Regions from separate parts of the Homo sapiens genome. Here region 2 is linked to region 1. A link is an interaction called in ENCODE POLR2A ChIA-PET data of the cell type or tissue named here. Cell type or tissue: Panc1. All regions are shown on one strand.

Evidence for each region. Peaks named below come from ENCODE experiments on the same cell type or tissue, not always from the same donor. Only the 100,000 strongest peaks of a DNase experiment are listed, where the experiment ranks them.
Region 2: POLR2A ChIA-PET joins it to region 1 with 15 read pairs; 2 of 35 experiments call an interaction of 5 or more read pairs at or near these places.

What each region holds. Positions count from the first base shown.
Region 1 is chr7:82,154,654-82,162,653 of GRCh38, forward strand. The region is part of intron 4 of CACNA2D1 (calcium voltage-gated channel auxiliary subunit alpha2delta 1); the gene reads right to left. Among named protein-coding and RNA genes, the nearest start is that of CACNA2D1-AS1, 150 kb to the left of the region's middle. In Panc1, no CTCF peak of the experiment used is centred here; DNase peaks (open chromatin) are centred at 1,658 and 3,858; H3K27ac peaks cover 1,244 bases.
Region 2 is chr7:82,695,500-82,703,499 of GRCh38, forward strand. It overlaps a transcript of LOC105375376 not described here. Among named protein-coding and RNA genes, the nearest start is that of CACNA2D1, 260 kb to the left of the region's middle. In Panc1, no CTCF peak of the experiment used is centred here; a DNase peak (open chromatin) is centred at 4,572; H3K27ac peaks cover 352 bases.

The sequences.
Region 1 (8,000 bases):
GAGTATTGTACTGAAATTAAAGAGGTATAAAATTTGATTCAGAAACTGAATGCCATATTCTGTTTTCAGATTGTATAAATCTTTGCCTTTTATAAAAAATGAACACTAGTTGGTCTTTGTAGAGTCATTTCTAGTAAAACAAGGTATAAGCAATAATGATAATGTGGTATCTATCCATTTATTGATTCAATATGAAAACTATCTGATATGGTTTGGATCTACGTCCCCACCCAAGTCTCCTGTCAAATTGTAATCCTCAGTGTTGGAGATGGGGCCTGGTGAGAGGTGACTGGATCATGGGGCAGTTTCTTATGAATGGTTCAGCACCATCTCCTTGGTGCTGTACTCATGAGAGTGAGTTCTCAGGAGAACTGGTTGTGTAAAGTGTGTGGCACCTCCCTCCTCCCCTTTCTGTCTTGCTCCTGCTCCCACCACAGGAGATGCCTTGCTCCCCCTTGCCTTCTGCCGTGATAGTAACTTTCCAGAGGTCTCCCTAGAAACCAAACAGATGTCAGCATTATGCTTGCTGTACAGCCTATGGAACCATAAGCCAGTTAAACCTATTTTCTTTTTAAATTATCCAGTATCAGGTATTTCTTTATAGCAATGCAAGAACCGACTAATAGACCATTTCATACAGTACTCACCACAAATATTAAAAAGATATACATTATTACAATTTGCAGATGAGGAAACTGATGTTCAGGTAGGTAAGCCAATGTCTCAAAGTAAGTATGTACCAAAAAAGAAATCTGAATCCAGGTCTATCAACCACAAATGCTCAAGTTACTTCCTCTAGAGCAAATTTACATTTTCATTTACTAATATAACACTACAAATATACCATACATTTTTTTGTGTAAATAAATATATTTATAAACAAGCATATCTAACTATAAGAATAATAAATCCTAACTCTCTCAACTTCTGTATGAAAAGGTTCCCTCCTGGAGCTTCCCAGGTGGTATTTTTTGCTATTAGCAAACAGAAAATTGGTTCATCAAAGCTAGATTTGACTCTAAAGTGGTCTCTGCTTCCGCAAATCTCCCTACTACTAGCCAACCAAAGCATAATGCTGATGACATTTTAAAAAATGACAAAGAGTGAAAAGGTGCAGAATATAAGATGTCATCAGCATGAAGAAAGAGTATAAAAATTACTGTCTTAATTACTGTGTATTTTGCAAAGAGCAGCTGAAACAGACAACTACAAGTTGAGGAAAAACACAGTCAAGTAGTCAGTAAAATAATACTAAGAAATATATCCTGCATACTAGTCAATGTATTCACTTTGATACTTTTAATAGTCACACATTGATATTTTTACTTACCCTCTCACCTAATTCTTGTAACACTCAATTTACTAAAAATTAAAAAGTGGGTTTAGAATTACAAATGAATTTTTATATCACCATAAGATTTGGTGTTAGCATATAAGGTCTAAAATATTTGTACCTGAAATGTAATTACATAATATTTAATGGCATACTTTTAAAAAATAATTTTAAATGAAATATGTTGGTATACCATGTGATTAACTTAATTTTCCATGCTTTTACTTTAATTCAGAAAATCTTGCTTTTAAATTTAGTTACAATCAGTGTCATCATGGCTATTTAGTTACTTGTTTTGTTGACTTCTCTTTACTCTAGCTTTCTATTTACTTTTGGTATCAGTTATCCCAGCAGGAAGCCCTTTATAACCCAGCTGTGGGCCACAAATACGGCTCCAAGGGAGCCTGAAAGCAGTTAAACTACTGCTATAGATCAGTCTTTTCCAAGGGAGAACGTGATAAATCAATCTTGAAGCAACTCAAATAGTTCTCTCTGTGTAATCAACTTTTGCTCTACATTCGCAAGTAATATATTGTTAGTCCACTTATTTTTAAAAAAGAAAATTATATATCCTCCCCATTTTATTTGACTGTATATCTTTAAAAGTATATAAATAAGAACTATAATTTTAGTATAATAGTAAATAAATTTATTTTCTTTTAATAAGAGAGATCAATGTGCATAATATCAAGTATAATCAAGATATTAAACGTTTTTTTAAATCTTTTTCTTTGTGAACAAGTAAATTGAAATGAAAAGCTGAGTAGATTTAACTTTTTCTTGAGTTAAATGTGGTTGAACTTTTTCTCAAAGGCCCCTGTTTATAAATGCATTATTAATCTGTCATGAAAGTTGCTTAAATGTTTTAGTTTCCACATTACCAAACTGACTAGCATCAACATAATTAAGTAAATTTCCTATCAAACCACACAATAGATGTTTTATATTCTTTGAAATAAAAATATTTTGATGAATTTAATTTGCTCAACAAGTAGCCTTGAATCTTACATCTTCTAAAGGAATGTAAAGCTGTTGGAGGATACGGCTCCATGGCTCTCTCAGCCATAGCTATGAATTATGGTACAATTGCCTGTCTTTCTAAATTCACAAAGCTTGCAACATGGCCAAGCAATGCTTTTGTAGCTAGACCTTGGCTTTTCTTGTCATGCTGTTTTTACTGTGAGTCAACAGAGCATGGCTCAAGATAATTTATAATCATCAATGAAATATCCTTGACATTTTCAGAATACTGTGAAAAGAAACAAAATCAAGTAGGCCATATAAAGCCCCTACACCAGAGAATCCCATGATCTAAATTTCTACAACGTTCTCTTCATGCTTATCCTGTGGGCAGTTTGATGAAAATGGCTTATAATGTGATTTTATTGATATGTGGATCAAAATTATTCATGTCTTTTTCCACCATATCCATGTATTCCACCATTTCCCATTGCCACCACAAATAAAGACTTGTGAGACAGAAGAAACTTCGAGGATTAAAATCCAGGTTATTAAATTTATGAATCAGAACGTCAGAGAAAACCTTGTAAAAATAGAGACAATTCTGGGAAGCCTCAGGATCAACATCTATGATACTAAAATAACAGAAACACCAATACTCTTTGTCAGGTCATTCCATTCCCTCCTAGCCAAAGAAGCAGGCTTACGTTATCTTGAATATATGATCTAGTCATTTTCAGCATAGGACTTTGAAAAAAGAATTTAGCAATAGGGCCACACAGATAGTTTAAATTTATTACAACTTTCATTCTGTAATCTACCCTCTCCTGAGTGTAACTAATGCTCTTTGTTTCAAAACCCAAAATGCTCAGAACATAAATACCTCAGATTTTCAAATAAAAGTATGAAAAGATAAAATGTATTAGATTTCACCAATTGTTGAGTTCTAAGGTAACAAACTCCAACATTTATAGAAACACTAAGATTGCAGTAATGATTTCAGGACATTTCTAGAGCTTAAAAGTCATGCTGAATAAACATATATGTTTACATATATATATTCAGCATAGCTGAATATATATACACATACAAATGTTTACATATGAAAACATGTTTTCAGCATGCTGAATATATGTAAACATATCTATTTTGATAAACTGGATATTTATCAGAATGAATAAATTGGATATTCATTTGAGAAATTATATTCTTGCTTTGTACAAACATATGTAAACTATATATATAATGTTTATAATATATGTTTCCATATATTTGCATAAAGCAAGAATACAATTTATCAAAATGGATATTTTTATTCTGTACTGCCCTCCTTACTTAATAGTTCATATGTATTCACTTTGCAAAGCTTTAAAATTATGTTCCAATAGGGAATTAGCACTTTTGCTAACACAATCAGTCTCAATGAAATGTATTGGCAATGTGTATGTGAAATGTGTTTGATAATGACAGGTTGCTATATACCTTGCAGATTCCACTACAAAGCAAACAGGGGAAATGGAAACCAAGTTAAAAAAAAAAAGAAAGTAAATTTGATTGCCAATAAAAGTTGAGTTATGTTTGTTTAGCTCACATGGGAATATCAGTTTGTAAACAATGTGACATTACTCATTGTCCTTTATTTAAGCCTGAGTCTACTCAAAAGCCTCAGTGAAGTCTTAGGTGAATAATTTCAATTAAGTATCAAAATAACTTGTGCTACTGGAAACAATATTAGTCCTATTTTATTGATGAGGAAACTGTGGCTTAGAGGTTAAATAATTGGCTGAAAGTTACACAATGGAAAAATGACTAAATTTCTGTCATCTTGGCTGGAGGTCCTACTTATTAGAATATGTTACTTCTACACATGATAGTTTTGATACTTACTTCATGGCTCAAAAAATAAGATAGACTTTATGTTAAACAGCAAATATCCTATTTAATAGAGTCAGATGCACAGTAAATTCTATGTTGTATAATCAATATATCTCATGTGCAAATGGTAACTTTAGGGTATCTGTTTAAATATCAGAGTATTTTCTGCTCTCTGTATTGCTGTACTGGTTTACATCATATTTTCTTTTCTTCATATTTTCTAATAACTTAAGACCAGAATTTAGAATAGCTAGCAGGTATCTAGGGGATAATCAGATGCTGCATATATTTTCAGGAACACTTATGTTGACATTGCCTATTTTGGCTTTGAAGTACAAGCTAATTGTACTACCTGCAGCTTTCTACTTTTTCCTAATAACTTCTAGCTAAAAGTATGAAACAAAATAAATCCCAGTAAGAAAGCAAAAATGGTAATCATCAAATTGCAAGACAAACCATGACTTAATCCTTTTTACCCTAAGTCTTATCAACTGCTTGAATGCTAAAAAAACTGACTGGAATGTTTGAAAGGAAGCACACTTTGTAAGATATTTGAGACTATTCATCAAGTTTCCAAGCTACCTCAGCATCTTCTCCTTTTAATCTTCCCTATATTCCATCAAATCACTAGCTTATTCAGAGATTCAGGAATCCGTCCATATCCATATTTTTCAAAAGGTGAAAGAAGAAAAACTAACCAAACACATGAGATCCTAAAATAAAAGGAATAATACCCATTATTCTTCAGTCTCAGATAAATTACAGATCTGTTCTTCAAAATGGTGATGAGAGATCTCCCCAAAAAGTGAAAGAAAATAAAAGATAAAGGGGTTCAGAATCTGATGTTATGAACCGATATAAGTTGACAAGGAAGTTGCCAGAAAACAGAGAAAAAAATCAGGTGAAAATAAGAATGGAGAAGAAAGACATGTACACAGCCAAAGCACAGATGCATATGAAAAGGACATTATTAGTGACAGGCTTTAGGAAATCATGCAAAATGAAATGTTAAAAAAAAGACTGTAATAAAGAGAAAATACCAGTTATAGAAAACAGAAAATGTAGCTCAATTAACGTGATGTTCCTGATGAAGAGAGAACATACACACACTCTCAAAAATATGCAGAAACATTATATCTCTGAAATAAAATTAAAACTTTAATATAAAGACACCAAACAATCAAAAATAAGATGTACAAGATGTATTATTCCTACTTCAATCTCAAGAATGAAGAATGTATCATTCGGAAACCAGTGGGAAAAAAATCAGTTCAATATAGGAGGAGTCTATGAACTGGAAACAGACTGATTTCAGACTTCCTACTAGCCTCTATGAATGACAAAAGACAGTGAAGCAATGTCCCAAAATTTTGAGGAAAATAATACATAATTAGCCAGGGCAACCTTCAAGTCCAAAATGAAAAGGCCAGATATTCTTAATCATACAACAACTCAGATTAGAGCATTCTACCACCTCCTTGGTCAACATACTTAACAAAATCCAATCAAATTATGAAATTAAAAAGAAAAAAATTAAAAAAGAAATAAAGTAATGAAGGGGCTATCATAAAAGTATTGCTGATAAAATTTAATCCATCAAAATATAAAATCAGTATTAAATACTGTCAGAATTTTTATTATTATAGAACATAAGACAAACCTTAATGTAAAAGTAATAATTTAATAAGATTTGGGAGATATGTGGAAGGTGAGAAGAAATGCTCCATTACCTAGGCTGGAGTGCTGTAGCACAATCACTGCTCACGCCTCCCAAGTAGCTGGGACTACAGGTGTGTGCCACCATGCCCAGATAATTTTTTAATTGTAGACCTTGTAGAGACAAGGTCTCCTTACGTGGCCCAGGCTAATCTTGAAATCCTGGGCTCAAGTGATCCTCATGCCTTGGCCTCCCAAGTGCTGGGATTATGGGCAGAAGCCACCACACCTGGCATTTTCTACTATTTTATAAAATTGTTTCTTAATTCCAAGAAAAAAATCTCATCATTCTCTTCTATTTAACTGACTAAAAATCTTATTTGCCTATGTGTATGCTGGGTCACTATTGTAGGGAAAAAATATCTTTTCATCCCATTTTAGGTTCCATAGCTGAGACTCCTATAATAAGAGTTTAACAATAGAAAAGCTATACATTTACTTAATATATGTTTTATGTGACACGAGAGCCTTCATAAGGAAATGAAGACCCAAAGAAACAGGGCACCTTGTGTATTTTTTATGCTAGGTTTGATGGGCAAGTAGATAGTTGTGGAAAAGTCTGATTGGATTAAAAAAGCTTCATCTGATGGAGATAAGCTGGGGGAAACTCAGCAAGACCTGTTTGTTGAGATTTTTCTTTGTATCCCTGTATCTTCAGAGATGAGGATGTTCCTTTCCTTCCTTTCTCTGAGGGTTTTATGGCTTCAGGAAAGAAAGACATGAGGGAAGGTCAAAGAGACCTCCCTGCCCCCATGGTTTTCTTTGATTCCTTCAGCTTAAAATATTTTGGGGTAGCATGTACTGAACCTCATTATTAGAATTCTATAAAACAATTTTGTGGATACCAAAGAATAGTGGAGTGGATTCCGATTCATAATTTGATTAATAATCTCAAGATTATGCTGCCTGCAGGATATGAATGTTTTCTGGGGAAAAATGTTGTTAGTGGAGATGAAGAGAAATGAATGCTTGCTTGGTAAATTTTGGAGTTGGAATTGACAAAATTTGCAGATTAACTACATGTGGAGTTATGGCAGAGAAAGGAATTAAGATTACTCCTGAATTTGAGCTATATTAACTGGAGGAGAAAGTGATCCTTTGAGATGCAAAACTTAACAGAAGATCAGGATGCTGATGGAGAAAAGTAATAGAAATAATAGTTCACTTGCGAATGTTAGTCTTGACATGCCAGTGAGACAGGTAAATGAAAACAGCAAGCATGTCATCGGATAAATGAGCCTAAAGCTCAGAAAAGAGGTTTGGGTGTTATTACATGTAAATCCAACAATATGGATCAAGTGTCCTTGGAGGAATATGGGCATTAAAGATGAGAGGGCAAAGACTGTGCCCTAAATTTAGACAACATTAAAGACACAGAGGTACTGTAAAGGAAAAGGTACCAATAAAGACTGAAAAGGAATGGGTAGTGAAAAGTAGGAAATCAGGGAAAGTGAGGTTTCCTGATAACTAAAGAAGTGTTTGAAGAAAGGAAATACAGTAAGTGGTGCACTAAAATGATGAAAAGACATGAAGTGTGAAGATAAATAGAACATGCTCATTCGATTTGATGACATAGAGGTAGTTGTTAACTACAAAGAAGAGCTTCACCATAGATGAAATTTAAAGTCAAATTGGAGTGGGCTGGCCAGTGAGTAAAGGTGAAAATGTGAAAAATGCAGAGGTCCACATAACTTTTGGAGGTTTGCAGTATAAAACAGCAAAGAAATGTGGCAGAGCTAGAAGGGGTAATAGACTTTTTTTTTTCTTTAATGTTGGAAGATACTGGAGCTAGTATGTATGTGGATGAAAAGATAAAGTGAAAAAACTTTTTGATTAACGAAAGAGAAGATAGCATAAGAAAGAAATCCACGGCTAGGCTGGTTTGGAAGGTTGTAAGTTGATGAGACTATCCACAGAAGGCATGAGCTTTAAAGGAGGAGGTCATTTTGCACAGCAGGGGAGAGCTGGTCATTCCTTTCAATTCCTATAGCATTTCTTTAATATGTAAACAAATCCAGTACAGACATCCAGCTACAAACTTCTTAAGAACTTGAAGAAAAATGTAGATGAATATTCTTTAGTATTTCTTCTTTTTTAAGAGACTTTAAGTTTAAAT
Region 2 (8,000 bases), 540 kb after region 1:
TAGAGAGGGGGTGTCACCGTGTTAGCCAAGATGGTCTCGATCTCCTGACCTCGTGATCCGCCCGCCTCCGCCTTCCAAAGTGCTGGGATTCCAGGCGTGAGCCACCGCGCCCGGCCCCGTGATGAGTTTCTTCTAATGTTTCCTTTACTTAAGGAAAGCTTCTTCCAGTTTCATCACAATAAAATGTGTGGAAAGCCCTTTACAGTAAAATAATATGTTACTATATAAACAAACTGAGTTTTAATAACAGTGCTGTCAGAGGCATTTGAACCAGACTGACTCCGTCTTGAATAGCGGTTGGGTAAAGTAAGGCTGAGACTTACCGGGCTGCATTCCCAGAAGGTTAAGGTGTTCTTAGTCACAAGATGAGGTAGGAGGTGGGCACAAGGTGCACGTCACAAAGACCTTGCTGATAAACAGTTAGCGGTAAAGAAGCCAGCCAAAACCCACCAAGATGGTGACAAAAGTGACTTCTGGTTGTCCTCACTGTTCATTATACGTTAATTATAATGCATTGGCATGCTAAAAGACACTTCCACCAGTGCCACGACAGTTTACAAATGCCATGGCAACTTCATGGAAGTTACCCTGTATGGTCTAAAAAAGGGAGGAACTTTCAGTTCCCCAGGAATTGCCCACCCCTTTCCTAGAAAACTCAGGAATTATCCACACCTTGTTTCATATAATCAAGAAATAACCATAAAGATGATCAACCAGCAGCTCAGTCTGCTGCTCTGCATATGGAGTAGCTATTCTTTATTCTTTTACTTTCCTAATAAACTTGCTTTCACTTTTGTTACTGGAAAGGAGTCCCAATCTAGACCCAAAGAGAGGGTTCTTGGACTTCTTACAAGAAAGAATTTGGGGCGAATCCATACAGTAAAGTGAAAACAAGATTATTAAGAAAGTAAAGGAATAAAATAATTGCTACTCCATAGGCAGAGCAGCAACATGGGCTGCTCTTTGGCTTTTTTTATGGTTATTTCTTAATTATATGGTAAACAAGGGGTGGATTATTCATGAGTTTTCCAGGAAAAGGGTGGGCAATTCCTGGAACTGAGGGTTCCTCCCCTTTTTAGATCATATACGATAACTTCCTGAAGTTGCCATAGCATTTGTAAACTGTCATGGTGCTGATGGGAGTGTCTTTTAGCAGGCTAATCCATTATAATGAGCATATAATGAGGAGTGAGGATGAAGTCACTTTTGTCACCATCTTGGTTTTGGTGAGTTTTGGACTTCTTTACCAATCCTTTTATCAGCAAGGTCTTTGTAACCCATACCTTGTGCTGACCTCCTATCTCACTCATCCTGTGACTTAGAATGCCTAACTTCCTGGGAATGCAGCCCAGTAGGTCTCAGCCTTATCTTACCCATCCCCTATTCAAGATGGAGTTGCGCTGGTTTGAATACTTCTAACAGATTCGCCTCAAATTCTTTCTTGTGTGAAATCCAAGAACTCTCTCTTGTGGTCCGGACTGGGACCTCTTTTCTGATAACAGTGTGTGCCACAAGGAATGCCTCAAAGAAGAACACTGCACTGACAATTTCTAAACAGCAGCTTATTAGGGAAAGTGAGAGCAAATTGTTTTGCTTATGCATTGGCTCTGGAGTTCTCAGGGCAAGATGTCAGAAGCAGGATGCATCTTTGGATTGGTTGCGTTCTTAAAAGGAGGATGGTTGGAAGTGAGATGAGATTCTAAGTGAAGAGAAGAAGTGTTGAGTCATCACACGTTGTGAGGCTGCAATTACAAAGCTGATGATGATGGTTGTTCCGTTTTTCAGGATGAGGGAGGAGAAAGGCAAATTAAACTGAAATGTTATACCTTTCCAAAATTAAAATCTCCATTTTTGTAACTATTCACTGTATGAAATATACTTTAACAAAACTTCAAATACACAAGAGGAAATATCTAATTAAATGCCATCTTGCCTTCAACAGCTAAAAGCTATGTGAAATCAATTCTATCTCCATGTTTCTGTATACACATTGTTTTATAAAACTGATATACTTCAAGAAAGGAAGATAGCTATCTAAAGCCATCAGTTACTGGGTGTCAAAACTGAGATATAAAGTTTGTATCGACTGTTCTAAATTCATTTATTCATTCTTTCCTTCATATGACTACTAGTTCCATGCTACAAGTTACCACCCAGAATGCCCAGCTCCAAGGATATACTGGTGCACAGCAAAAGTAGACTAGTCAATGTCTTCTGTAACATAATTTACGTACAACGAAATATTCAATCTTAAGAGTAACGTCACCCTAGAAAGTTCTCTGATGCCTCTTTCTAATCAATTTCCTCCCCATCCTTTGTGAGTTAAAGAACATTGTGATTTTTTTTCTGCTATAACTTAGTTTTACCTGTTCTAGAACTTCACATAAATGGAATCATTCATGTATTCTTTATACACATGGAATTGTTTGTGGCTTTTGTGTGAGGCTTTTAAAAAAAAAACTGAGCATAATATTTTTGAGATTCATTCTTGTTGTACATTAATCATTTATTGCTGTGTAACATTCCATTGTGGATACAGCACAATTTGTTTATTCATTCTAATAATGGACACTTGGGCTGTGTCCAGTTTTTTTCTATGATGAATAAAAATGCCATGAACATTCCTGTACAAGGCTTTTTGTAGGACTGACACTAGAAATTCCAGCTACTTGGGAGGTTAGGATGGGAAGATCGCTTGAAGTCTGGAGTTCCAGGCTGCAGTGAGGTATGATCACACCACGGCACTCCGATCTAGACAATAGACTGAGACCCCATATGTAAAGAAAAAAAACCTCTTTTTATAAATATATGTTTTCATTCCTGGGGTATAAGGCATATATAAATTAATTTTATACAAAAAAGCCAGATCATTTTTCAAAGAAGTTGTGCCATTTAACTCTCCCACTAACAATATGTGAGTGTTTGTATTGTTCTACGACCTCATCAACATTTAATATTGTCGCTCTTTTTAAAATTTTAGCCCTTATTGTGGATCCATCCATAGATAATTTAAAGAAAAAGTACACAAATTTATTTTCTTATTTCCTAATAACATTCCCATTGATTATATACTCCCATTATATTTCTAACTTTTTTCAAACATTCTTGTAGTAGGCTTGGAAATATCCCGTATTAATATCTGGGTAAAGTGTGCCTTCTTATTTGCATAATAATGAGCAAGGCCTTGTAAATTAGGGAAAATAACTTTCTGTTATTTGAGGTTTGACTTGGTGAGTCCAAGGTTCTTTCGTCATCTTGGAAAAGAAGTTATGAATCTTCCTCATAACCTGAATCCTTCCTAAAGCAACACTGGACAAATGGCCATCCGTATTCTGTTTGGTCACTACCCGTAATGAGTGGCCTGCTTTACATGACGTCCCAATCTATGTTTTAATGTTCATAGTTTGTTGTTGCTGAATAAATCCAATTTGATCTCAGGTTTTTTATAGAATACCTGATTATGATAATGTGATATATCATTCATTCATTAAATGCATGTGTACTCATTTATAACAAATATTGTCACATATTCCAGACAGTTTCTGGGCAAAGTATTCAGGATCCAGTAGTGAATAGCAATGTCCTTACCTACATAATTTTTTTAGTCTAGAAGTTAATCATTCTCTAGCATTGTTACTTACCTGGTTTTCCCTAGTCTCTTTTTCAAAATACAAAGTAGCACTTACAGGTGAACTCTACCTGTTACAGAGATGTATTTATAGCAACACCAGGAAGATATTTGTTTTCTTAAAAGATGGGGTCTGCAGCCTCAATCTCCTGGCCTCAAGTCTCTCATCCAGTTTCATGTAATTACCTGAAATAAGAATATTGTTTTCTAATATTCTTCTTCATTTAACATGTCTAGCTATTAAATATTATTAAGTTAAAAAAATCTCCTAAAATGTCAGTGCTTTGTTTGTTAATAAGTTGTGCTCTTCTCTAATTGAAAGAATATTAAAATGCATTTATATGAGTTGTCCTCATATTTACATAAAATGGTTTGAGCATATTTATAAAAAACGGTTTAAGGTTATCTAGAAAGTCCAATGTCTAGGGCTTCCTCAGAGACAGTATCTATCGGCTGCTTTTTCCCGGTGTGTAGGCCATACTTTCCTGATTCTCTGCATGTCTCCTAATTATTTTGTTAAAAACTAGAAAGTTAAATAATATAATGCACCAACTGTATAATTTAGATATTTCTTCAGGTTTATTATTTTTGCTGTTTCTTGTTGTGGTGGATTTCTGGAACTAATTCTTTAAAGTCTGTATTCTTTATTATGTGTAGCCACTGAAGTCTCTGCTCTGTTAAGCTTTGTGGTCAGGTAATGGTTGAACAGAGATTCCCCGGAATGCTTTGAATAAATAAATCTCTCAGCTCTTGCCAAGGGCTGGCTGTGTGTGTGTGTGTGTGTGTGTGTGTGTGTGTGTATTTGTGTGTGTGTGTGTGTTTGTTTGTTTGTTGGGGTATTGTCAGAGGCGTTTTAACCAGAGCAACTCAATCTTGAATAGGAGCTGGGTAAAATAAGGCTGAGACCTGATGGGCTGCATTCCCAGTAGGTTAGTCATTCTTAGTCACAGGATGAAATAGGAGGTTGGCACAACATACAGGTCATAAAGACCATGCTGATAAAACAGGTTGCAGTAAAGAAGCCGGCTAAAAGCCACCAATACCAAGATGGTGATGAGAGGGAGCTCTGGTCATCCTTACTGCTCATTATACACTAGTTATAATGCATTAGCATGCTAAAAGACACTCCCACTAGTGCCATGATAGTTTACAGATGCCATGGCAATGTTAGGAAGTTACCCTATATAGTCTAAAGTGGGGAGGAGCTGCCAGTTCTGGGAATTGCCCACCAGGAAACTGATGAATAATTCACCCCTTGTTTAGCATATAATCAAGAAATAAGCAGCAGCTTAGGCTGCTGCTCTGCCTATGGAGTAGCCATTCTTTTATTCCTTTACTTTCTTAATAAACTTGCTTTCACTTTATGGAATTACCCTGAATACTTTTTTGCGCAAGATCCAAGAACCCTCTCTTGGGGTCTGGATGGGGAACCCTTTCCAGTAACAGTACGTTTTCAATGCTCCTGAAGGCAATTTACAACTCCTTCTCAGTCTTCACTTCCAACTTGCACAGAACCTCAAAGTCAACCAGAGGCAAGAGATTTGGGCTGTCTTCTGTCTTCCTTGGTCATAGGCACAGCACTGAGTACATGCGTGGACTTCTAAATTTCCAGCAACATCTGAGCTTTTCATAGCCCTCTATGGACGTTCAATTCCTGCTTTTCCAAATAATTATCACTTGGTGTTTTGTACTAATGTCCTGAAAAGAGTGCTGTTCATGTAGAGGGATCTCTGATTCAGGTCAAATGAAAAGAAGCCCCTGAGGATGGAGCTTCTTGGCAAGCTGCCATATAGGTCAAATAGTGACAGGTTTTTGAGGGCGGGGCTTGGGGATACTCCAGACCAGTTGGCCTCTGCAAGGGCTTGCTAGGCTGCTAGTTTTCACTGCTGTAGTTATGAGACTTTTGGTTTCCAAGGCTACTGCAGAGCAGGGGAAAGGAGCACATAAAAGACACATTAAATGCCATAAAGCTCAAGGTTCATGCTAAGATTCAATTGTTTTTCTAGAGTAAATGCTCCTCAGATTGTTGCATGACTTTAGCTAATTTCCAGAATTCTGAAAATGTTCATTTTGACAGTGTTTGCCAGCGTTATCATTGCTTTTATGCAAGAGCAAATTTTCAGAAGTCTTTGCTTTTCCAGGAGTTAGTCCTCTATCTTGCAAATTTTATCATTACAAATGGGAAAATAATACTACCACTTCATGACACTAACAAGTGATATTGCATTTTTTTCTAAATGCCCTTCTAGTCTTCATTCATATAAATACATTTTATACAATAGGATAATAACAAGATTTGTAGTCTGATTATTTTTCTTGATATTGTATGATGAACATTTTCTGTTTCTACATTTCTAATTCTGTGTTCCATATTACTGACATCTTACAATTTATAGCTTCTTTACTTCGATTATTTGTCTCTAATTGTTTGAGATTATAAAAAAATGCTATGATGTCTAATTTTGGATATTTTTCTTATGAAAAATTTCTAGGAAGCAGAATTAGCAGATCAAATGATTCTTAGATAACTTTAAAAAAGTAGGAAGCATAATTAGTAGCTCAAATGATTCTTATATAACTTTTAAAAAGTACAATACACTTTCCAAGACAGGACTGTATTTATAGTTATTTATTATTTCTCCTATCTCTTTACTTTTGTACACATGCCTGCCTTGTGAACATCTTTTTATTTTATGAGGTTAAGGGACCCACCAATAAAAATTTCCTTGATATACATTTTGTAAGCATTTGTACATCTTATTTCTCTATTCATACTTTTTAGCAGTTAGTGAAATGACCAGTAGGGTTAAGCAAATGGAAATGTTTTATGCTATTTAAACTAAGATAATATTTATTAATATAATATCTATATTACAAGCTTCACTAGGTAATATTTAATTCCCTTAGGCAAGTGCTTCTAAAACTTTATTTTGGGCATGACTAAATTGGGAATTCTTGTTAAAGATCAGATGCTGAATCAGTAGATCTGGGGCAGAGCCCAAGAATATGCATTTCTAATAAGTTCCATGAGCCATGAACCACAATATAAATAGCAAGACCTTGTGACATTCTTCTGTGTTTGTGTTACTGCCCAGATGGTTAAAAGGATGAATTTAAAGTTATCCTAGTTCTGGTCAAATCTTGTTTTGAAATCTTCACCTTATTTAAAGAAATACACTGGAATTAGGGCTCGAATGGGAATAGACAGATTTAACAATGATTCCTGGTGCATCCTCTTGGAGCAGACATATTCACTGATTAGTTCCCATCCTTCTAAACACTGCATCCTTCCCTTTCTCCTGTCTATCCGCTCTCTAGGAGCCTGTTTTAGAAGACATCATCTAAAGTTCAAAGCTTGATAAAACACCTTGTTACTTTTCACTGCTTGTTAAATTGTATCAAGGATATGAATTGTTTAAATGAACAATACTTTTTAGTATCAATACTAAACTTTTCTCTCTGATTTTTAAACTTAAAATTGAAAGTAGGATCACAGCAGCTCCCAGGAGGTATTTGCTTCAGAACAGTAGGCAATATTTCCAGTTACAGTGCTTTTGTGATATGCCTATCATCTTCCATTCTTAAAAAAACCAAAAATGCAGACAGATGGCTATCTAGATTTTATAAATGGATTTTAAAAAATAAACTACATTTACCAGGATGTGCATTGTCAGTAGGATTTAGGGTATTAGCATATTCATTGTTCAAGTTTTAAAGTATTACAATGGAATTCTCTTCTTTAATGGAACTGTATATTATTTGAATTAAACAAAATAGTTATGGCTTTAGTTTTTTAAAATTAACTGTTTTATATGGCTTAATAATGTAAAGTAAGTATTGTAATATTAAGTAGATCACTTAAACTCATATCTAAATAAATCACAAGTGACTCAGGACAATCATAATGGATTGTGCAGACTTAAGAGAAGAACTTCTTATAAATATGGTACCTTAAAAATTACAACAAACCAGGTATAAAACAGATAACACAAAATTACAGTCTGGTTAAAAAAAAAAAAGTCTCTGGCCTAGAAAATGTGTGGCCTTAGTTGGAGGTAGTCCTAAACTGATCATGACCTCACATACATGCCAGAAGCAAATGTGGGAAGTATCTTATTTACAACATTGTAGGCTTCAAATGATTTCTTTAAAATTTTTTAAAGTACAAAACCAGAAAAATGGCCCCAAGTGTAGGTAGATCTCAGAGATGAGAAATGTCTTAGATCTCAGCAAGCACAATAGCAGCAGCAGCAGAAACAGCTCTTCACATGCTGAAGAAATTAGAATGATCAGATTCAAACTATGAAACGATTGTGCTATGTTTAAAGAAGCAACAGACAGTCTTGAAGATATCTGCTGGAAACAGTAAAAT